Regions from separate parts of the Mus musculus genome. Here region 1 is linked to region 2. Evidence: chromatin loops called from intact Hi-C (ENCODE). Cell type or tissue: heart. All regions are shown on one strand. Each heading gives the region's core, and the rest is flanking DNA. Links, peaks and the distances in the headings are about the cores only.

Region 1 (11,069 bases), core at 3,024-5,523, 140 kb after region 2:
GATTAGTAAAAAGTTAATCCCACTCCAGTTCGAAACGTCAAGCATATAACACTGCTGGACTGTAAAGTGATTTTTAAAACTTTGTCAGGCTTGTATGCGTAGTTCGAAAGTACAGATAAAACTGAAAAAAATCCCCTTAGAGATGGCCATTCTGTAATACTTGCTTTATAAGTGGCGTGATAAATAGATATGGACATGTCACTGTATATGCATATATATGCCTATATACTATATGCATGCCTGAGCCCTACTTTCATAAGTTTTAATTACTTCACAGTTTGGGGTTTTGCCTGTATTATGTTTGCTACCCAGGAGGGAAAGCTTTCCATGACACACTGTTTTCATCATCCCCCAGATGATGTTCCGTGGCTTTTATCACACTTATTGTGTGTTGCTTGTTGAATATAAGTTGATTCCAATCTTGTGCTTCCATAGAGAATGATGTGACATAAAGAATGGTGTTTGTCTTTATTATTATTATGTATTTGTGTGAATGGTTTTTGGGGATGATTATTACATGTGTAATTGATGATACATTTATTAGTTTTTTGAATGTGGGTGTGTTTGTGGAGGCAGGCATATATATGTGTGTGTATATATATACATACATACACACAAATATACATACACACACACACACACACACACATATATATATATACACACACACACATACATACATGTGTGTATGTTTGTGTGTATGCGTATGTGCTTATGTGGAGGTCAGAAGGCAGTCAGTCTGCCTTGATTTTTGAAATAGGATCTTTCACAGGGCTAGGGCTTGGGTTAGGGTTAGGCTTAGGCTTAGGCCTAGGGTTAAGGCTAAGGTTAGGGTTATGGTCAGGGCCGGCCTGCTGCCACCTGGCCCCATGGTTGCACATGTCTCATGCTGAGATGGCAAGTGTGCACCACCATGTCTCACTTTCACTGAAGTCCTCAGGATTGGACAGGAGCACTTTGCCAGCCAGATCGTCACAGCCATGACACTTCTTAATGCTTTCCCCACTACTTTTCAGTAATAGCTCTTAAGTCTTTGTTCATACAGTAGGGGGCCTTCTTTCATTGGTAGTATGATATTTCAGTAGTCCAGAGATTGATTCCAGTTACCTTAGAATTTCTGTTCCTTCATTCTGTGTTGCGGCTGAAGGCTGTTTACTTCTCCATCTCTGTTGTTTGCCCCCTTCTGTGTGCCTTGAGATGGTGGCTTGTCCAGGCCCTGACTTCATCTTTCACTCTAGGGTGTGCTGTTTGTCCTTTCATCTTGGTAATGAGTCTTCCCCTAGAAACCTCATGCTCAGTGCTGTGTCATCAGTGCCTTGCCTTAGCTAAGCAGAGGCTGCTGATGGCTCGGTGGAGACGGGTTGAGAGCCATGGCCTGATCCTTGCCGTGCCAATTTAGGAGGGTAATTAGTGGGCCATCTAAAGATCACCTTTGGATCTCTGTGAGGAGGCATTGGACACTTTCTTCTTCCTATTTCATTGTCCTGTGGGACAGGTGGTTTAATCCTTTCTGCTAGAATCTCATATTCTGTCTTTCCTGTCCCCTTCGCATGTAGAAAGTGAGGCTGAAGGTTCTCCTTCCTTTTTGCTTCTTGCTAGTCTGGGCAATTAAGATTGAACAACTTATTTCTTCCTAGGGAACAGGAAGTGTACTGGCTGTGGCTTCACTGAGGGGGTTTTATTTTACATTTATGAAAAGCCTGGAGATAATATGCAGAAACAGAAAGATAAATGGTTGTTCCTGCTCTGTGGTCTTCCCCCCTATCTGCGAGTGAGATGGGAAATAAGATCGGAATGGTTTGCAGCAGGGCAGCCTGGAGGCAACCCAGGAATGCATCTTAGCTCTCACTACTGGATATGCTAGTGCCCCTGTCTACCTGCCCCTAGTTGTTGGGGTTGAGCACAGCCCCTCAAGAATGCTGGGTAAATGTTTTACCACTGAGCCACATACTAGGCCCTTTGATGTCATTGTTTAAAACATCAAATCTTTCTTTAAACAAAATATTTTGAGAACTGTACATGTTGGTAGTTGAGCCATTGAAACCGGGTGGTCTAGCAGTATGTTTTAGCACATTGCCAGTGTCTGTGCAATTCTAGGAATAACCTTGTTTATCACTGTTGCAAAGATTTGTATAACAAGTATTAAATTCTTTCTTAGGAAGACCCACCCTGCTTATAAAAGACTTCTGTTCATTTTTGAGGGTCATATTTCAGAATTATTGTATTACTGTTCCTTCATGCTAGAAATTGCTAGTGAGAATGTTGTAGGAGTAATTTACTTTGAATAATTGTTCCCAACTTGCTTTACAAATACAAATACAAAACCTAACTTCAATAATTTTTTTTTGGTATGGTGAAATTTTGATACCTTATTTTCATTTGCAGACTTTTGGACTCCTGGATCTGCTTTTGTATGTGTGGTATATGTATGTCTGCATGTGTATTGGCACATTTATGTGCAGGTGCATGTGTGGGCGGGCATGTGGAAGCCTGAGGTTGGTGTTAGCTATCGTCCTTCAATACGCTCCACTGTATTGACTGAGCCTGGGCCTCTCAGTGAGCCCAGAGTTTGCCCACTTGGTTAGTCTGGCTGACTAGCTTGTCCTTGGGATTCCTGGTGACTGCTCCTGAAAGCTGTCATTAGAGGCAGCCTCCAGTGTGTGCCTGGTTTTTAAGTGGATTCTGGGGATCAGAATTCTAATTTGCACACTTACACAGCGGAGTCTTTATTGACTAGGCTATCTCCCCAGCTTCTCATTTACCTTTTTAATTAATTACTTTTCAGAGACTGTAGGGGATCACACGTAGGGCCTGGTGCAAGCCAGGAATTACTGCTCCTCTGTGCCTGCCATCCCTCCAGCCCTTGGCTAAGGTTTAATAACAGCTTTTGATTTGTGCTCTGGAGCTTAAGATCCATGGTACTTCCAGACCGGTGACTTTAACTTTTTGGTATAATTTGTGCTGATAAATAAGTGCCATGTTAAAAAAAAAAAAAACTGGGAAGATACAGAATTTTACGAATTTCTCATGTGGGTAGCTAGGTGCACCTGACTTCTTCCTTGTGAGATGGACTTGTTAATTTTCTGCATGCACACTTTCTTTCCTTCCTGTTTTTTTCTTCTTCACTCTGCCCCCTTTTGTCCTTTTAGAGAATGTCCCTTTTATTCTCAACAGGATGGTTTGTCAAAGTCCTCACCATCTTCTAGATGGGGAACTTACAACTTGAAGTTAAGTCAGATGAACTCTTCCAGATTTGAAAAGAATGGGCCTAAGTTATTCAGAGTCTGTTGACCTTGGGTATTTACCACTATTTCCTTCAAAAGTGTGCTGGGCCTGCTGCCAAAATCTGTGCAGCACTCTTTTTATTAAGAAAGTATATATATATTTTTAAATTTGCTGTTAATTGTGTTTGGAGTAGGCTTATGAATCGAGGGTCAGAGGATAGCATTGTAGAGTGGATTCCCTGTCACCAGGCAACCCAACACTCAGACTGAAATGCTCCCTTCCTCTCCCCTCCCTTCTCCTCCCTTCCTTCCTCCCTTCCCCTGCCCTTCCTGGAGGTCTCATGTAGCCAATACTGACCTTGAACTTCAGATACTCCTGCTTCCACCTCCAAAATGCTAGATTTACAGGCATGCACCATTACACCCAGTTTTATGCAGTGCTGGGTCGGTCTTGAACCCAGGGCTTTGTGCATGCTAGGCAAGTACTTTACTGACCTAGCCATATCTCTGGTCCATTGGGGCTGTTTCTTCTTTTTCTTTTATAGCATGTCCACATAAGAAAGGACTTTTCTTTTGGCTTCTGTTGTTAGCATCTGAAGAAATGCCTGCCCAGTGCGTCTGGCGGTGGGCCCAGGGACTCTCCCAGGGGAGTCTACACAACCAGTTCCCATTAACCTTCCTCGCACATGCTCATATGTAGGTCAGAGTGATTCTCAGAATTCATGAAAAGAAAGTTACCTGTCAGGATTGAATGTTCTGGATGCTATTGTTGTGCATGTGTTTCCTGTTGGCAGCCACTCAGGAAGCTGAGGAACTTCCCACACGGAAGATGGCTTAGGAACAGGAAGAGTGAGATGTGTGGTCCCTGATGGAAATATGACTTTGTACCCCAGCTTGGTCTCAAACTGACCATGCATCTGTCTCCAGCTCCCCAGTGGTGAGACTACGGACATGCACCCTCTGACCCAGTTCTGACCTCATCACTGTGTTTGTGGCGTCACCCCCGTGGTCTAGCCTTTGCTATCAGCCTTGCCGAGGCTCTCATGTCTCCGTACCATGGCCATTGTGAATGATGGAAGGCATTTTAATATCACCTCCTCTTCAGAGCAGTTATCACAGGTACTTGGGTAAATTTAGAAAGATAAGTGGAGATGAGTTTCTGTGCAAAAACTAGAGAACACGGTCTCCTCAATGCACAGTTAGTTAACCCTGAATGGAAATCATCTGGTGAATGCTTACTAACGTTCTTAGGACTACCAAGCTACTCCTGTTAATGTGGCTGCTTGGATGCTTCTGAGTTCCTTCTGTAAGTTAGAAATATCATTAGGCCCATACACAAGATTCCTTGTACCCTTGGCCAAGAGGCACAGCTCTCTAGGTTGAATGCTAATGTAGGACCCATGTTCCCAGAAACATTCATACTTGGGAAAACTCAGGGTCTCAACTGTTTGAGTTTTGTTCAGTTGTTCCCTTGGATGAATGGCCATGAACTCAGTGCCCTGACTTTATTATCTATGACTAGGAGATAGTAGCATATCTACTTGATTTAATTTCTGAAGCTAAATGTAACTAAATGTTCTTGTACACAGTGCGGCATATTTGGTTAGCTCCATTGTAGAATGGATTCTTTACAGTAGACTCTCAGCTATGGTAGTCTTGAACTCTGTTTTTTCATGTAAGAAAATTTGTACTGGAAAAGTGGTGGCCCAAAGTCATGCTCACAGTGGTGTCTCCTGGGAGCTCTGTTCCCTCAGTGCCCCTGTGCCATGGAAGTTCTGACACTGGGCCTTCTGTGATCATCCACCCTTAGTCTGTCTTGAAATCTGTACCTTGAATTATCTTTCTGATTACTTAAATATTTTTTCAGAGTCTCAATAAACCCAGGTTGTAAAGAATTAAGACAGATGAAATCTCTTGAAATACGTATTTATTGTATTGAATGACAAAACCAATTTGTAAATAAATTCTTTGATTTTTGGGGGGGGGGTAGTCTAGCCTTAAACTAGTAACCCTCCTGCCTCAGACTCTCACATACTGAGATTACAGACTGCTGCTGAACCTTGCTGTGCTTATGCTCTTAGTAGATAAGATCTTGACAGTCCTCATGAATACAGTTTCAGTGCTGTGGTTTTAAAATTTTAGGTCTTTAAAATTGGTTTTCCATTTGAGACTCCAACATGGGCCTCACTAGGCAGGTTCCCTACCACTGAGCTATACACCCTGCCTCTCAGTGTTTTACTGTTTAGGTAATTATTTTGTATATGGGGAATTGAAGACAGAAGGTTGTTTATTGGCTTGCTAAAGACCACCTGGTAAATTAAAAGCAAACTGGCATTAAAACCCTAGTTTTCCAACTCCTGTGCAATTTGCACCCTAAGCCCATTTTGCCCTTTAATACAGAGATCGAATTTAAATTTGTTTGTGATGCTTTCTCGGAAGTGTAATCTATTTGAAGTGGTGTTTGGGAGCAATTGGTACATCTGCCAGGAGGCATCAGGACCCTGGGTATGGATTACAGAGGTAGAGGATGACTGTGTGTGAGGAGAGAGCAGAGCAGATTTCCCCCACCCCCACACACACTCAAAATAGTCATTGGCCTCCTATGTTAAGGAGGTCAGCACCTCTTTTCATGGGACCCCTGGGACCACTCTTGTCACCTTGTTGCCATTTTGACTTTAAGGGGATTTTATTTAAGGCTTTTATCACAAGTATATTGAATAGGTGGCTTCATGTGTCTGCTGAGAGTTACCAAGTGTTAAGAGTATAATAGGAGAGAGGAGGCTAGACTGTTCTCGAGTGTGAACTCGAGTCTGCCATATAAGATCCTGCCAGTAACCAGCGCTGGAGCTTTAGGCAAGTGGGTAGATCAATTCCGAGATAAATTTTGTTATCTACAAATGGGAGTAATTTAAACCACCTCTTTTAATAATTACTTTTTATTCTTGTGAAAAAGCATCATGGCCAATGCAAGGGTTTATTTGGCTCTTTGGTTCCAGAGGTCTAGGAGTCCATGACCATCATGGTGGGAAGCAAGGAGCAGCAGCATAGAGCATATATCCTGATCCATAGATACCAAAACTCAAAGCCCACTTCCAGTGACACGCCTCCTCCAGCAAGGCCACACCTCCTAATTCTTCCAAAACAGTTCCACCAACTTGGGACTGAGTATTCAAACAGGAGTATGTGGGCGCTGTTCTTGAAAATACTGTAACAGGACGGCAGTGCATTTGATTCTGTACTATGTACAGGTGCACATTTGAGTTGTAGGACTCACTGTTAGCATCAGTCTACAAATGTTTCTGAGCATAAGGAGGTTTACATTTTTGTTTATTGGACACCCAGCCAGGGTGTAGGGAGCTGGTATTGGGACACAGATAGCTTGGCTTTCTGGCATTGTTATATTAGCAAACCTTTGAGCAGGATGTCGCTTAGTGCCTGTAACTTTTGTGTAAAAAGTAATGTCGTTACTTTACACAAGGCTACAACTCTCTTTCAGAGAGGACCATGGCTTTTTCTGCAGGTTCTCTCCTCCATCCCACTTACTGTAGATGCCAGTGGGCCCGCTTTTTCTGTTCTCAAGGAAGTGCCACAGCAATGATTGCTTCTCAAGGTTTCCCCTGGTATCCTGAGACCGGTGATCTTTGCTTGCCTCTTTATTTATGGTTTTACATCAACAAGTTGAGAAATTTTTGAGGAGCATTTCAGCACAAGTCCTGGGTGCTCTGTGAGATGACTCATCCCAATTAGGCTGCAGCCTGCCTGATGGGGATTCTCTTGTTTATCAGTATAGTTTTTTTTAAGGTAGATTGCTGGCATAGCAATAGCAGCCATTGCTCAGCAAGGCTCATGATGACTGATCCCAGCACCTTGGAGACAGAACTCCAACTGGGGCAAAGAAAGCAGCCAGCCAGCCTGAATAATTATAGCCCAGGAGAACTGCCCCATGCTAAAACCTCTTCCCATCTCTAGCTGCTCCCCTACCCCGTCAGTTTCATAGACAAAACAGCTGTCTGTAAATCACTCCTGGCAGCCTCCTTCGAGCTGTGGACAGGACCAGGCTTTGGTTGGTTTGTAAACAGGTCAACAGCTTTGATGGGTAGGCTATAGTGTTAGGAACTCAGGTCCTGGTGGGAGTCCTACCTGCCCAGTTTCTTGTGTGTCTTATCTTTCATTTCTCTTCTCATCTTAGAGTATAATAAACACTGGATGATGGGAGAAAATTCATTATTTCTTGATTTGATATATAAAGAATGGTCCTGCCTTCTTATTTATATCAAACTTTTGGCTTGAGGCCTGAAGCCTCTGACAGAGGTGGTGCTGGACGCTATGGCCCAGCCCTTTGTTTTGCATGTGATTGAAAACCTTGTGCGTCTTATCGTCAGTTGAGGATTCAGAGCTGTTTCAGTGGGAGGATTTCTGTATGCTCTCCACATCTTACAGTAGGTGAGTGGGCTGAGAATCCTCTCCAGTGGGAACCTGCTCTGCAGCTGGATTCCCATGGGGATATCTCTGGGGAGTTGGACCCTGGGTGGACGTAGAAAAAATACCCTATGGAAGTGTGCATAGTCATGTATGTGCATATGTGCATGCATGTGCACACACACTCTCCCATACTCCTGCTGCTAATGGAACTGTGGCCTGCTGTGTGTTAGCCAAATGTTCTACTGTTGATCTATAGCCTAAGCCCAAGTGTTTGTTTTCTTAAAGCTCCAAACACCCACGTTTGTTTCCTCTGCCTTTCTTCCCCCTGCAGATTGGTAGGCAAAGGCAAACCAGTGACCAAGTCGAATGAGTCAGTCTCTTAGCAATTTCATTTTCTCTCTCATTGTTGTCATACTAGTTACTAATCTGTAACTCATTTTTAAGCATCTTAGAGTATTAGAGTTGGAGGAGAAAGCCTAGTCCTCCAGAGAATCCCAGAGGAGATGGATGCCTTCACCAGGGGGCTGAGCCCCTCCCTACAGAGTAAGTGACTTAGTTAGGTTTTCATTGCCATAAGGAGACACCATGACCAAGGCAACTCTTATGAAGGACAACATTTAATTGGGGCTGGGTTACAGGCGCAGAGGTTCAGTCCATTATCATCATGGCAGGAAGCAGGGCAGCATCCAGGCAGACAGGGTGCTGGAGAAGGAGCCAAGAATTTTATATCAGTCAGGAGAAGACTGGCAAAGCCCATCCCCAATCCCATAAAGCCCACACTTCCTCCAATCAGGCCACAACTATTTCAACAAGGACACACCTCCTAATAGTATCACTCCCTGTGGGATAAGCATTCAAACACTTGAGTCTGTGGTGGCTAAACCTATTCAAACCACCACAGTAAATGAGAACAGTGCTTGGTTTTGTGTCCCCCCCCCTCCCCCTCCCCCTCCCCCTCTCCTTATTCCCTTCCTCTCCCTTCTTTATCCCTCCCTCCTCCTCCTCCCTTCTTCAGTCTTTTACACACATGCACAACCATGTGGCGAGAGAGGAATGAGTGCAGGCCTATGTTTGTATGATACTCATGTGAGGGTCCCAGGGCAACTTCCTGTGTCGTCTTTGACTTCTGTCTTGTTTGATACACAGTCTATTTTGTTCACTGCTGTGTAGGCTTGGCTTGCTGGCCCAAGAGCTTCTGGGAATTTCCTGTCAGTGCTTCCTTTGCCCAGGAAATCTTCTTAGCCCTTGTTTCATTTGCAGATGCAAGATCTCCTTGTGCAGCCTAGCCTAGGTGTGTGTGAAACTCATCATGCAGCCCATAAGGTCCTCCTGCTTCAGTTAGCCCCTGAATGCTGGGATTGTGAGCGTGGACCACTCATGCCTGGCACTGTGAGGGTTCAGACCGCCGGGGCTCTCCAGTGTACACATCCCTCTCCCGCCCACTGAGTGTGGGCCACTGAGATTGTAGCGTGCCTTATAATAATTCCGTGCACGGTCCCTAACCCCTTCCTGTTAATCTGAAACCTTGGTGAGCAGAGTGTAAGCATTTGGAGGGATGCATTTTGGTTCTGGTAAAGTGGAAGCATAATGTCTCAACCAAGAACCACCAGATGTGCCAGAGAATACAACTCAGCGGTGATTAATGCTGAAGTCAGCCCAGGACAGTGTGTGTGGAATGAATGAGCGACTCTGAGAGTTAACTGCAGACTTCTGCCAGCCTCAGGGTTTGTTGTGGGGCCTACCACAGCAGATGCACCTGATCCAAACTTCCCATCCCTAGACACAAGGTTAGCTCGGGCTCAGCCAGAAAGCAAGTCAGCACTTTGCTTGTGGACAGCAGCAAGGCTTGCCATCTTGGCTGCTATCCCAGTTTGATGTTTTTAATGTCTTTGTTCTTTTAAAAATTGAATTCAAAAAATACTTAAAGCACATAAAGTACTTTAATAAATAAATACAGCTTGATATTTTAACCAGTGTCTTCTCTGTAACTACCACCAGAGGGAGCTGTGTTTTCAGAGTTGCCTGGCCTTAGCACTGGCCTGACTTTTACTGTTATCACTCTACATGTGTCTTGCCTGCTTATGATTTTTCAATAAGAAATAACTATAATATGTACTTTTTTATGTTAGGTTGACTTTTTTATGTTTAGAGGACACCTTCATTTTGAGCGTATCAGTAGCTCTTTTTACTGACTGTGTAATATTCTACTTTGTGACCATGTTATATGTGTTTATTTTTCTGTTTTTTAGGTAGCTGGGTACTTTATAACTCAGAGGTCTTTTCATTAAAGATGCCTTGTTTTTTCCTAGTATTTTTTTTAGAACATATTCTCCCCCCCCCCCCGTGTGTGTGTGTGTGTGTGTGTAAGAAACGTAGGTCTTAGAATAGGTGTTTGTTAGACTTTAGAAGGTGCTGCCAAATGGGTTCTGACGTGTGTTTCTCTCTTGTGTGCATATTTGTATATGTTGTGTGTGGATGCATGTAGGTGTACATGTGTGCACATACATATGGGGACCAGAGAAAAGGCTTGGGTATCATTCTACAGGCTTGACCTGAAGCTCGCAGAGTTGGCTACCCTGGCTAGCCACTAGGCTCCAGGTATCCTCCAGTCTCTGCATCCCCAGTGTATCACCAACCCAGCTTTTACTGAGGTTCTGGGGACCCGACCCAACTCAGGTTCTCATGCTTGCATCAAGTGCTTTACTGACAGCTTTCTCCCATCCCTGGTTCTAATTCTTGATCTTATCTAGCTTGCATCTGTCTATGAGCTCTGTGTTCCCAATTTGTAGTCTCTGGTATGTGTAGACTGGGGACAGGAAATGCAAAAAAAACTTTATGGAGACAGAATGGAGCAGGGAACTGGCTACTGTGTGTTTAAGGCTGAGAGGAATAGATGTGGAGAGGGGGAGTTGGAGACCATGCAGTTTGGGGCCTGATGCTTCGTGTGGATTCAAGCTCCAGCTTCTGTCCCATCTTCAGCAGTTCCACCTTAAGAAGTGTGTTTCTACTTCAGGAAACATTGTCCTCACCTGTGTGTGAAGCTAGGGCTGAGCCCATTCTTTACCAGGCAAAGCATTGACTGAAAGGCACAGTGAAGACCTCTTGGGGTCTGCTGAGTGGCAGCCACTGTGCCCACATAGCCATCAGACTTTATCTTCATGACAAGCCCGCCATGCACTGTTATTTTCAGTTTGCCAGTTAGGAAGCTTAATGTGTTGTCTTCCTGTTGCCGTGGCAGAACATTTGGGGTAGAACATTTTAAAAGCTAGGGGATTTCTTTTGGGCCATGGCTGCACCAATTGAGGAGCATGGTTGCTTGTCCTAGTTGCTTTGTGTCTGTGATTAGGAATAGAGGTTGAGTGCCTAGTGCAAGCTACCTGGCATCTGGTTGTAGGTTGCAAAGGGGAGGGGCCTGAGGAGGCA
Region 2 (11,069 bases), core at 3,687-6,186:
CAGTTCCAGGGGCTCTGATGCCCTCTACTGGCCTCTGTAGGCACTAGGCATTCAAGTGGCACACAGGCAAATAGTCAGGCAAAAACTTTCTTACACATAAAACAAACAAAATTGAAACTGTATGTGTATATGTATGTTTGTTTATATGTATGTATGTTTGTGCATATGTATGTATGTGTGTATATCAGGTAGAAGCAGAGACAAGGACAATCAGGAGTTCTATGCAACCCTTGGCAATATAGAAAGTTCAAGGCTAGGCTTGGTTACCTGAGACTGTCTCAAAACAAAGCCTTTAGACTAAAATCTCCAAACACAATCAACAGCAAACAAAACAAAACAAAAAAAACCACCCTCCATGGCTTTAATCCCAGCATATGCGAGCCAGAGGCTGGTGGAATTATAGACGTTTGAGGCCAGCATCATTTATAAAATACGTTTTAGGCTATCCAGAGCTAAATAGTGAGATTCTATCTCAAAAACCAAACCAACCCAATCCCCACCCAAACACAATAGAAGAAGGGAACTGGTCTAAATTCCAATCCTCTCTACCTTTTCAGTAGCACTGGGAGGAATTATGGAAGTCTGGCTGTGTAGATTCCTTGGCATGCTCCAGCTGAGGGTACGAGTGAAGTCAGGAAGCGAGGGACACCAGTTCTATGTGGGTAAGGGAATTATTGGCAAATAGGTCTTACTAGAAAATGAAGTGATAAGAAGAAACACAAGGTCAAGACTACCAGTGACTATAAATGTGTCTCAAACATTTTAAAATGTACATTTTTGCAGAGAGGCCTTTGCACATACATGAGGACTCCTGAAGTATTAGGAGTCAGGTACTCGTGACTGGGAGTATGCCAGGAATCCAAATGCCTTCCTGTAGTGCATACTCCAGAGAAGCATGTCATATGTTTACCCTCCCAATGGGACCGTGACAAAAAATACATAGGGATCAAGATGCTAAATCTGAGGTCTTTAGTGTTGTATAGCAACACAACTTAATGGAATCCTTAGTGGTACATGATCCAGCAGTAAGAGGGGAAGCAAGAGTGAGGGTTTGAGGTCTTCTTGGGCTGCAGAATGAGTCAGACCTAGTCTCAAAGACAGAAAAATAGGCATTCAATCTATCACACAAGTGAAGGATAGTTATATGAATATGGACCAACACAAAATAGTAAAAAAAAAAAGTGAGATTTATTCATCTGGAAGGATTTGACATTACAGAAGAGATTTCACTTTACAGTTAAGAGACTGGATTTATTAAGAGCCCTTGAACTGGGCTGGAGAGATGGCTCAGTAGTTAAGAGTGCCAACTGCTCTTCTGAAGGTCGAAAGTTCAAATCCCAGCAACCACATGGTGGCTCACAACCATCCCTAATGAGATCTGATGCCCTATTCTGGGGTGTCTGAAGACAGCTACAGTGTACTTACATATAATAAATAAATAAATAAATCTTTAAAAAAAAAAGAGCCCTTGAACTTGTAAAATGCTACAAAATTTGAAGACATGGGACTTTGAAAATCTATTTTATATTGCTGTATCAATATTATAATGGCATCTTGGGTACAAAGGCAGGGAAGGTTACAGTTTAACAGTAATGGTTGACAAAGAGTGGTGGGTTCTGCTAGTGAAGTTTTTGTCAACCTGAGGAAAACCTAGACACAGCTGGAGAAAGAGCATGGTAGCGGACCTGGGGAGTAGCTATGCCTATAGGGCATTCTCTTGATTGCTGGCTGTTGCAGGAGGACCCAGGCCACTGTGGTGGGTGCCATCCTTGGGCATGTGGACCTAGGATGTAGAAGAAAGGCAGCTGAGCAATCCAGGAGAAGCAAACCAGTAAGGTGCATTCCTGAGCTCTAAGTTCAAATAGACCCTTTTTGACTAAGTCGGTTTTGGTTAGTGTTTTATTATAGCAACAAAAAGCAAATTAAAACATCCTAGAGATGCTGATGGCTAGATCTCTGTTAGGGTTTGGCAGTTAGGTTTGAAGGGACTGCTCATTTGACCTCAGTAAAACCAAAACCAACAAAACCAAAAAGCAGCCCCCCTCCCCCAACACCACTATCACCACTTGGGGGAAAACACAACCAACCAATCCCCCAAAAACAAAACCAAAAAAAAAAAAAACAACAACAAAACACCAGAGACATGAAATTCCTTTCACCTTTTCAAATAATCAGGAGCAAGACGGTTTTTTGTGTGTAGCCAGTCTTAGGGAGCCCAGGCCATCCTCTCCTAGACTTTGCCTTGAATTCTTGGTCCCCATGCCTCAGCCTCACAAGTACCAGGATTACAGATGTAAAACGCCAGGCCCTCATTCTTATTAACTTAGAATAGCTCTCTAGAAACAGGGCTTGAAGAGCTTAAATGTATGCTTATGTTCTAGAGAGGGGATTACAACCCCAACCACTAAGGACTCTGACACCCCCCCCCCCCCCAGTTATCAGACTGTGAAATTTTATATGCCACCATAAATTATTTACTTTGCAAGTTTCCAGTGCCTATGTATTATTTCTAACAACTCTGTGTGTGAGGTGGGGTGGGGTGGGGGTGGGGGTGGAGGAGGGGGTGGGGGTGGGGGTGGGAGTGATTGTATTCCTCCAGCCTTGGCAAGTGGAAGGTCTTCACTTAATGTTGTACTTAAGATGCCTGCGGAATCTGAACTTCAGACCTATCCTCTCGACCCACCTCAGTGACATCCTCATCTCTCTGAGTGGCTCCAACTCAGCTCCTTTTATCTAGTAGATTCTCAAGTCCGTGACCAAAGAGGAACTCATTGGAAACCACTGAAAAATAAACAAAACCGCTAGGGCCACCACTGCACTGGCTTCTTGGCGGTGGGGGCTGTTCTTTCTGTCCCGGCCTCACCAGTGCCCCGATTACTGGACCCCGCCTCTGGGCGGCGAATTCCGAGGTGGCCGGCTCGCCCACGCTTGTGCAGGACCCGCACCCTGCGGTGATCTTTACTCCCCAAAGCAGTGCTTAGGTTTCTCGGCTCTCCTAGAAGCCAAAGGGGGCTGGCCACCGCCGCCCCCTTTGCTGGAAGGACAATGAGAGGCCAGCGAGAAGTCTTAGGTAAAAAGGCCACGCTAGCTTTGGCTTTTCTCGCTCGCTGGCAGTTTTTTCCTTGTCCTAAAAAGTTGGCCCCAAAGTTTAACGATGGGAGCGTATGTGTAGGTGCGTTTGGTGGGCGCGGACAGGGATGCAGAGGGTGTGTGGGTCTTGTTGATTCGGGTCCTCAGGGTCACAGAGACAAGAGCCAGGCTCCGCATGTGGACTTGAACCCCTGGGCGGGGAGCAGGCGCGGAAATGTGGCGGAAGGCGCGTGAGCGATGGCGTGGCCAGGCACTAGCGGAGGACGAGGAGGGACCCGGGTAGGCAGCAAGAGTGTGAGCCCCGCGCTGAATTGGTCTCCCAGCCCCCACCTGTTTGAAACGATTTGCAAACACCAAAGCCAAATTCTCTGTGTTCCAAAAGTTCGAGAGCTGGAGTCGGGCAAGCACACGTGTTCCCCCAAAAGGCTCTGGCTGAGCCGACCACACTGCAAGAGGAGGAATTCTAGGGGTGCAGGGAGAGGAGCAAGTTGGCGTCAATGAAGGGTCGGCCCTAGGACCCCGCGGGAGGCGCGTTGGAATCTCTCCCTTCCAGGAGGAGGGGTGGGGCGGGCCTGCCCGCGGGCGGCCGCCGGGCGCATGCGCGCGCGTCTCCTCTCCAGCCGGCCGCTGCGCTCCGCCGCGCGGAGTAGAATGAACTGTAACAAAACAAGCCGAGCCTTTGTATCTGCTTAAAGGGGCCGCGGCCACTTCCCTCGCGTCCCCTCACCCCCGCCCCGCGCCGTCGCGTCTCCAGGGCTCCCGGCAACTAGCTTGGAAAGGGCTTCCCTCGCGCTGAGGAGCGGCCGGCCGGCGCGGAGCAGGCGCGGCGTGTGTGGAGAGAGCCGCGGAGCGGAGAGCGGGCCCGGGCGGCGCCGGAGTGGACTCTGGTCCCGGGAGCGCGGTCGGCGCCGGAACGCGGACCCGGAGGCACCGGAATGCAAACAAAGCTCGCGGGCGCCCGTGCAGGGCTCTTCACGGAGCCCGGAAAGTTTGTTTTATGATGGCTTGAGAGCGCGAGAGAGTCGGGCGAGGAGGCTCGAGTAGCTCGCTCCCGCGCTCCGAGAGATGCTTCTCCCGTGAGCCCGCCGCTCCGGGGGCTCGTGCTGTGGGGGCACCTGTCTCTCGTTTTAGCAGTTTTCTTTTCTTTTTCTTTTTTTCTTTAATTTGAATTTTGTTTTCGAGGAGGGGCTGTAACTCATCATGTCGAAAGTGATCCAGAAGAAGAACCACTGGACTGGCCGCGTTCACGAGTGCACCGTGAAGCGGGGACCCCAGGGCGAGCTGGGGGTGACGGTCCTGGGGGGCGCGGAGCATGGGGAGTTTCCGTACGTGGGGGCGGTGGCGGCGGCCGAGGCGGCGGGGCTTCCCGGCGGTGGCGAGGGGCCGAAGCTGGCCGAAGGTGAGCTGCTGCTGGAGGTGCAGGGGGTCCGGGTGTCCGGCTTGCCCCGCTATGACGTGCTGGGAGTCATCGACAGCTGCAAGGAGGCCGTCACCTTCAAAGCCGTCAGACAAGGTAAGACGGGGCGTGCCTTTGGGGGGCGCACCCCGAAAAAGAGGGGAGGCCTGAGGGGGCGCCGTTTGCTCCGAGTGCTGTGAGCCAAAGTTGAGGCCCGGACCAGATGCACTCAAAGTTGTGAGGTTGTGGGCTGTGCGCCCACCTGCGTGGCGGGCTGGGGCCGGGGTTGCGCCGGGAAGCGGGGAGATGCTTCCCAGGTCTGGTTTGCCAACTTCTAGGTCGTAGCCACCTAGTGCTGCGCAGCCTCGCCTTCACCTTAAGGCAGATGGGGAACTGAGGGAGGCTAAGGTGGACGCTTCCCCCAGCCCCTTACGGGATGGATGAGCTCACGGAGCTGGTGGCTTGCCACTGCCTGTTTCCCTGAACTGGAGAGTGGGTCGTGGAAGGAGAGGGTCTATTTATGGTTGATTGGAATTCTTCCATCACAGAATTTGCCTTCATCCTGCAACCCCTCCAGGTGGGGCTGGGTTATAACCCACTGGAGTCCTTAATCCAGCCTCCTGCAGAGCCCGCAATCACCCCACAGCGGGGTGACGTCTGTGTCTCCTCCTTGTGGAGACCTACGGTGGGGGAAGGGGTGATTAGCGCTTGGCGCGAATCTAGTCCAAGTTTACCCAGCCACCTCCTCCTCTTGCACCGTCGTCCTTATTGATGATGGTTGTTGAGAGTTACAATTCATTGTTAGCGTGTTATGTGAGAGGCTGTCTGTAAAGTGGTTTAATTGCATTATCTCATTCTGATTCACATCAATGCTATAAGAACGACTCGGTTTTTGTAAGTCCTATATTACAATAAGTAAGCCGGGTCTGACCTTAGGTAAATGACTTGCCCAAGGTCACACAACTACCAAAAGTGTATGGGTCTTTTTTTGTTAAACCTTGAGCAAGGAGGAGGAGGGCTTGAGGGGACGACTTTCGGGACCTGAGTTTTGGGGTGGGGGTGGGGAAGCAAATCCTCCCCTAGAAGTCTGTAGGATAAGGATGGCTTTCTGTAGGGTAAGGATGGCCGTGGGAGAGTACTCCCTCGCAGTTTGGTCTGAGCAATGGTCTGATCCTGTAGCTAGCCACCGGAGCATAGCTGCAGTCCTTAGAGGCATCCCTCCTGCACCCAAGTGCTGTGACGCAGGTTCTCCCAGATGAAAGCACCAGAGGAGGTGGCAGAGTTGAATGTGGTGAAAAGTTGCCATATGTTCCTGTCAGGATGGCAGCAGCTGAAGGAAACGTGTCAAAGGAAAGCGGGGAGAGCCAGCGCTCTCAGCAGCAGGCCGCTTCCAGATGACCGGAGGATGAGCGCAGTACTGTGTGCGGGGAGCCTAGTAGCCAGGCCTTTCTATCCTGTTGGGAGCGCAGAGGCTGACACCTAACAGTGGAATGTCCATATCCTGCTACTTGGCCTTGCTTGATGAATCTGTCCTTAGGAGTTTCTGGTAAAATCATAACCGAGGAAGTGTGCTGGTTCACAGTAAGTGCTCAGGAAAAGCGAGTTGTATTGGAGTTGGATTTAAGCAGTTAGCAATTCAGTTTTTAGCTAGGAATTTAATGCCAGTTCCCCGGGTGTTTATGACTTGGTAGAGCTGTTGAGATAACACTGTGACAGGCATTTATTTATTGGGGGAGGGGGGCAGCATTGGGTTTGAGTTCAGGCTCATTTTGCAGAAAGATTTCTCATCCGGCAGGATGGCAGGATGTCTGGGTGGTGGTAAATGGGTCCTAAGACTTGTTGACCATGGGCAAGAAGCTTCCAGAAGCTGAGCTCTTCCACTATTTTGCAGAGACCCTGGAGCTAGCTAGTACCCCTTCTCCCTCTCCACTCTCCCTTCCTCTCTCTCACCCCTCTGTGTGCACTTTAGTGGTGGTGGTGGGAGATGCCTGTGGATTTGACAGTTATTATAGTGCCTTCAGGTGTCCTATGATCAGGGCTGTCTTTTGCCAACAGAAATGCTCACAAAGGGAGAGAGTGGGCTTGTGCTTCTGAACAGCCTTGCAATAGGCTATGAGTGCTGTGGAATCCACCACATTATAAAGACTGTCACATGTGATAATGACATGGGCACAGTTACTGTGAAGATGACCCTAGGAACCATTTCAACAATCCTCTCACTTTCCTGTTGCAAAATGATTTAAATTATAGGACATATTTGTCTCCACCTTTTTTTGTTACTGTGTCTTATTGTATCGAGTAGACTGAGCTAGTATTTGGGAAAAATATATTTTTTATGGTGTTTCCATTTTGAGTTAGCTCTCACAGGGACATAGTCACTCTGGGTACATATCTGCGTGGAGATGTCACAGTCTTCTTGTGGTAGAAGATTGTACTCTTTGTGTTGCATGGCAGGTTTCTATAGCAAATAGTATCTCATGGATAGGAGTGGGTTGTGAACGAGACTTAGTAGACCCACATTAAGTGGAGAGGACAGTTGTTGGTCATAACATGCTTAAAAATATTAGAAATGTATGTATGCTAGTTGGATCTGTGTATGCATATTATTTTCAGAATTCAGATACTTAATATGCAGAATAATAGCAGAATTCAGATCTTTAAAAAACTAGACTTTTAAACTGATATGTGTGTGCGTATATATGTATATAAGCATAAAAACAGTACCTACGGGTTTGTTTTGTTTTTGAGGCAGGATAGTCCGAGGATCGCAGGTGTCTGCTGCCATGTCTAGTGTACTGCAATGTTTTGATACTTGTATATATGTTATATCCGTTTAGGTCAGATACCAAGTGTCTGCTTTAATGAATTTGGGCATGTGTACTCTCTCATGTTCCTTCCAGACACTCAAATAAATATACACAACATTACCATCACCTAAATATTCCCTTCAGGATTCTTCCCAGTTACTCCCCTGTCAACCAAGGGTGTTGGTTCCTCTTACTATAGATTTGAACAATTCTTTTACTTCATAAAAGATGAAATATAGTATATACTACTGTGTGTCTTTTTTCACCCAGGAGGTTTTGGAGAGTTCTTGTATGCTTCACTCTAGCTCCTTTTTCATTGCTGCATAGTATTCTCTAGTAGGTATTTTGTTCTCCCCCGACCCCTCCTTTTTAGCCTTTGCTTCTAGGTCCAGATTTGACTGTTACAAACCAAGCTGCTATGACTGTTCTGGTTATTTTCTGTCTTTGCCAGTTTTTAATCTTGTCCATGTTGAATTTTAATCATTCTAGTGTTTTAGGGACAGAAAGTAATTATAGAAATATTGAATAGGAGGTAGCTAGTCTTTATTAAGTTCTTACATTGGAGTTTGCCAAGACAACATGTGTTTAGTACATGTGATTCCTTGGTTCATACCTTAGCACTGGACTAAACCCAGAAGACAAAGTATGTCAGGTGGTTGGTTAACCTAGCACTTTGTGGGCATTCCCCTTCTTTAATCCTCTGACCTTGACTCAGAGGAACCTAAGTTGGAAACTTAGGCTCAGAGAGGCTGGATAACTTTGCTAAGAGCCCTGATAACTCAGCCGAGGCAGAGGGGGAGCGCAGCCTCTACCATCCTGATGCCTCTGCTCCTGACACCTAGGGCATTGGCTATGGAGTTGGAGTTCCTACCCAGCAGGTCTGGGCTCCCTTGTCCTAGTCACAAATGTAAATTCTGCCTCCCAAGGTACCACTGACTCACACACTTTGGGCTCGGGGTCCTTGGGGGAGTTTTGTGACTTGTTGGCCCGTGTGAGAGAGAAGATGGGCAGGTGGCCTGACCCAGAACATGGTGTCACAGATCTTACAAAGTCACTTTCCGTGGGCCTAAAGTTCTCAATGCCAAGAATAAGTGGGTTTGCTTCCCTGCAGAGCCATTGCTTGCCTGAAGTGCTGGGCTACGAATAACTCCGACTCGATGTTTAAAACTGTCTGATTGCAGTGTCTCAAACGAGTATATTATAGGTCATGCTTTTTCATATTTCTGTGGATGAATTTGTGGTTTTTGCAAATTACTCAGGAAATTGCCCTTCCACTGTTTTTTTTTTTTTTAAAGGCAAGTAAGAGACAATAAATAAGACACAATTTAAAAATCAGACGTTGCCACCACCAGACCTTCTCCTCACCGCAGAGAGGAGGAGTCGTGGCCACACAGAGTTGAGTGTAGTTCTGGGTGCAGGTTTTGTTCCTCTCGGTTTGGTTTTGTTTTGTTTTGATGATGTGTGCTTGTGTTGCTGAATTGGAATATGTGACAATGGCTCTTAAAATAATTCTGTGACCATTTGCCCTTCATTTCTAAGCTCACTGCTGTGTCTTCCTCGGTTTCTTCCTTTCCTGTGAATGTCTGATCGCCCATCTTCTCTCCCAGATTGTCCCCACATTGACTCCTGTTTTAAAATTCCTTTTTCTTTTTGCTTTTAAGTTTTGTCATTGTGTGTGTGTGTGTGTGTGTGTGTGTGTGTTTGTGTATATGGGGACATATGCATGCCACAGCCTACATATGCTACATAAAGTCAGAGGCTAACTTTGTGTAGTCTGGTTCACACTTGACAGGGGTTCAGGGGTGAGCAGCGAGTGATTTTACTCACGGAACCATCTCACCTGTCTTCTTTTGGCTTTTCTAGACCACATCTTACTATGTTGCTCTGGTTGTCTTTAAACTCACTATGTGGTCCCGGCTGTGCTCTGAAGTCTTCCTGTCCTCAGCTTCCTGCATGCTGGGATAACATGTGTGTCGCACTGTGCTTGGCTTTTGGCTCCTTTTAAAATTTTAAATGATGCATATATGTCCCTGGGTGGGTAATGTGCATGTGAGCGCAGGTGTCTGCAGAGGCCAGAGCTGTTGGATCCTACTGGAGTTGTGACCCATCTGATTAAACTAGGTGTTGGGATCCAGACTCTGGCATCTCTCCTGCCCTTGGCTCTTACTGTTACCGAATCTTCAAAGAGTTCCTGATCTCCTTGTGTTCATTCCTTATGTCCTTCTCCTGGTGTTCTACCCTAAGATCATTTAAGAAAAATATTCTTATTACGTGTGTTTATTTATTCATATGTATGTATTGCGTGTGTGCATGTGACCTGCTTAGTAGTTCTGTGGAGGTAGAGGACAACTTGAGGGAGAGAGTTTTCTTCTTCTACTGTGTGGGTCCCAAGCTAAGTCTTGAGACTTAGCGGCAAGCGCCTTTACCTGCTGAGGTGTTTTGTCTGCTCTTCCCCTCAGATCTTGGTGGTAGCCGGTTGACCTTGGTTTGTAGTAGAACTGGGATTGGGGAGAGGTGCCCGACATTGGATTTCCTAGTCTAGTCTAAGCTGTTAACAGATGCTACTGTCAGCATGGAAGATAACCCTGAAGCGAGTGCGTCCCTGTTCCTATTGTGTGTCACAGTCTTATAAGGTCTGGTTCTTCTATGTCATTCTCCTCTCTTGTGAAAACAAGAAACTCGCCTCTATACACTTCCAGTCCCAGTCTTTGAAACACCGCCTGATATTCACTAAACAGGTACTCACTAAAACTTGTTACCGTCAGGAGAACATTTTCTTTCCGTTGTTTGAATAGGAATCTATGAGATGAGTTGTTTTCTGAGACAGGGTGTCACTGTGCAGCCCTGGAATTCTGTGCAGACCAGGCCGCCCTTGAACTCACTGAGGTTTCTCTGCCTTAGCCTTCTGAGTGCTTGGATTAATGGTGAGGCCACAATGATGGTCTCATGTAAGTCTGCAGCTAGATTAGCTCTAGTGTCTGTCTCTCTTTCCTCTGTCTGCCTCCTTATCCTTCCTTCTATAGAATTGCAATGCTTTCAACTTTCTACCCAACAGTTTTTCCAATTAGCAGACACCCAGTGCCTATTAATCTCTTCTGGGCTGTAATGGTTGTCAAAGCCTAATGAGTTAGCTTCAAGTACTTCTGCCTGTTGACGAGTAACTTAAGTTCAGCTAGTCTGTCTGTAAACTTCAGATGCTCGGAGGATGGGGTCTTCCTGCTCAGGTCATCTGGGCTCGGTTTGAGTCAGTGAGAATGATGTTTTAGTTTTGCTGTATTGAAGCTCGGTCCTTGTGCACAGTATCTGTTTGTTTATTGTCACCCACAGCAGCACCAGTCCTTTCTCTCACTCTTAAACTATGCTTTGGGTTTATTTATATCTTTTTAACTTAAACTTTCAAAAATCAGTCTGTTTTTGTTCTAAGTGCCAAAAGACCCTTATCAGAGGCGTATTTTTAGTGTATGTTGTGGAATCCGCCATGACTTTTATAGGGAAGAAACTTTCCAAGGATAGGCAGCCCAGGCTGTGTGTCGTTCCCTGTGCCACCCTTTGCCATTGGCTGTGTTATTTAAAATAGATTAACTTGACCTTATGAGGCAATGGCATACAGTTGGCTCCCTGCATTTGTTGGCAGTCAGGATCCCACTGGTCTCGGATAGCAGAATTGATGAGATCCACCAAGGGGAATTAAGTGGCTTATAAGAGAAAACATCCTGACATCTCCTTACCACAGGGGTTTACATGAAGGATGTTGCTCCATAAACAGAGATTATTTA

The links. Hi-C counts contacts between places; a loop is a spot of excess contacts. Peaks named below come from ENCODE experiments on the same cell type or tissue, not always from the same donor. Only the 100,000 strongest peaks of a DNase experiment are listed, where the experiment ranks them.
Region 1: it touches region 2 in a loop (11-fold over the local background); 4 of 42 quality-filtered maps call a loop at or near these places.

Annotation. Positions count from the first base shown.
Region 1 is chr6:94,138,595-94,149,663 of GRCm38, reverse strand. All of the region lies in intron 1 of Magi1 (membrane associated guanylate kinase, WW and PDZ domain containing 1), which reads left to right. All of the region lies in intron 1 of 4930511A08Rik (RIKEN cDNA 4930511A08 gene), which reads left to right. Among named protein-coding and RNA genes, the nearest start is that of Gm52867, 84 kb to the left of the region's middle. In heart, for the core only: a CTCF peak has its summit at 4,138; DNase peaks (open chromatin) are centred at 3,613 and 3,863; H3K27ac peaks cover 644 bases.
Region 2 is chr6:94,276,544-94,287,612 of GRCm38, reverse strand. Magi1 (membrane associated guanylate kinase, WW and PDZ domain containing 1) reads left to right here and starts at 3,696. Exons shown (of 24, transcript NM_001029850.4): 1 at 3,696-4,603. The coding sequence starts at 4,291. It overlaps Gm31661 (a long non-coding RNA gene), which reads right to left and starts at 3,692. Exons shown (of 5, transcript XR_377886.4): 1 at 2,684-3,692; 2 at 550-691. In heart, for the core only: CTCF peaks have their summits at 3,759 and 5,147; DNase peaks (open chromatin) are centred at 3,742, 4,692, 5,122 and 5,912; H3K4me3 peaks cover 2,500 bases; H3K27ac peaks cover 2,500 bases.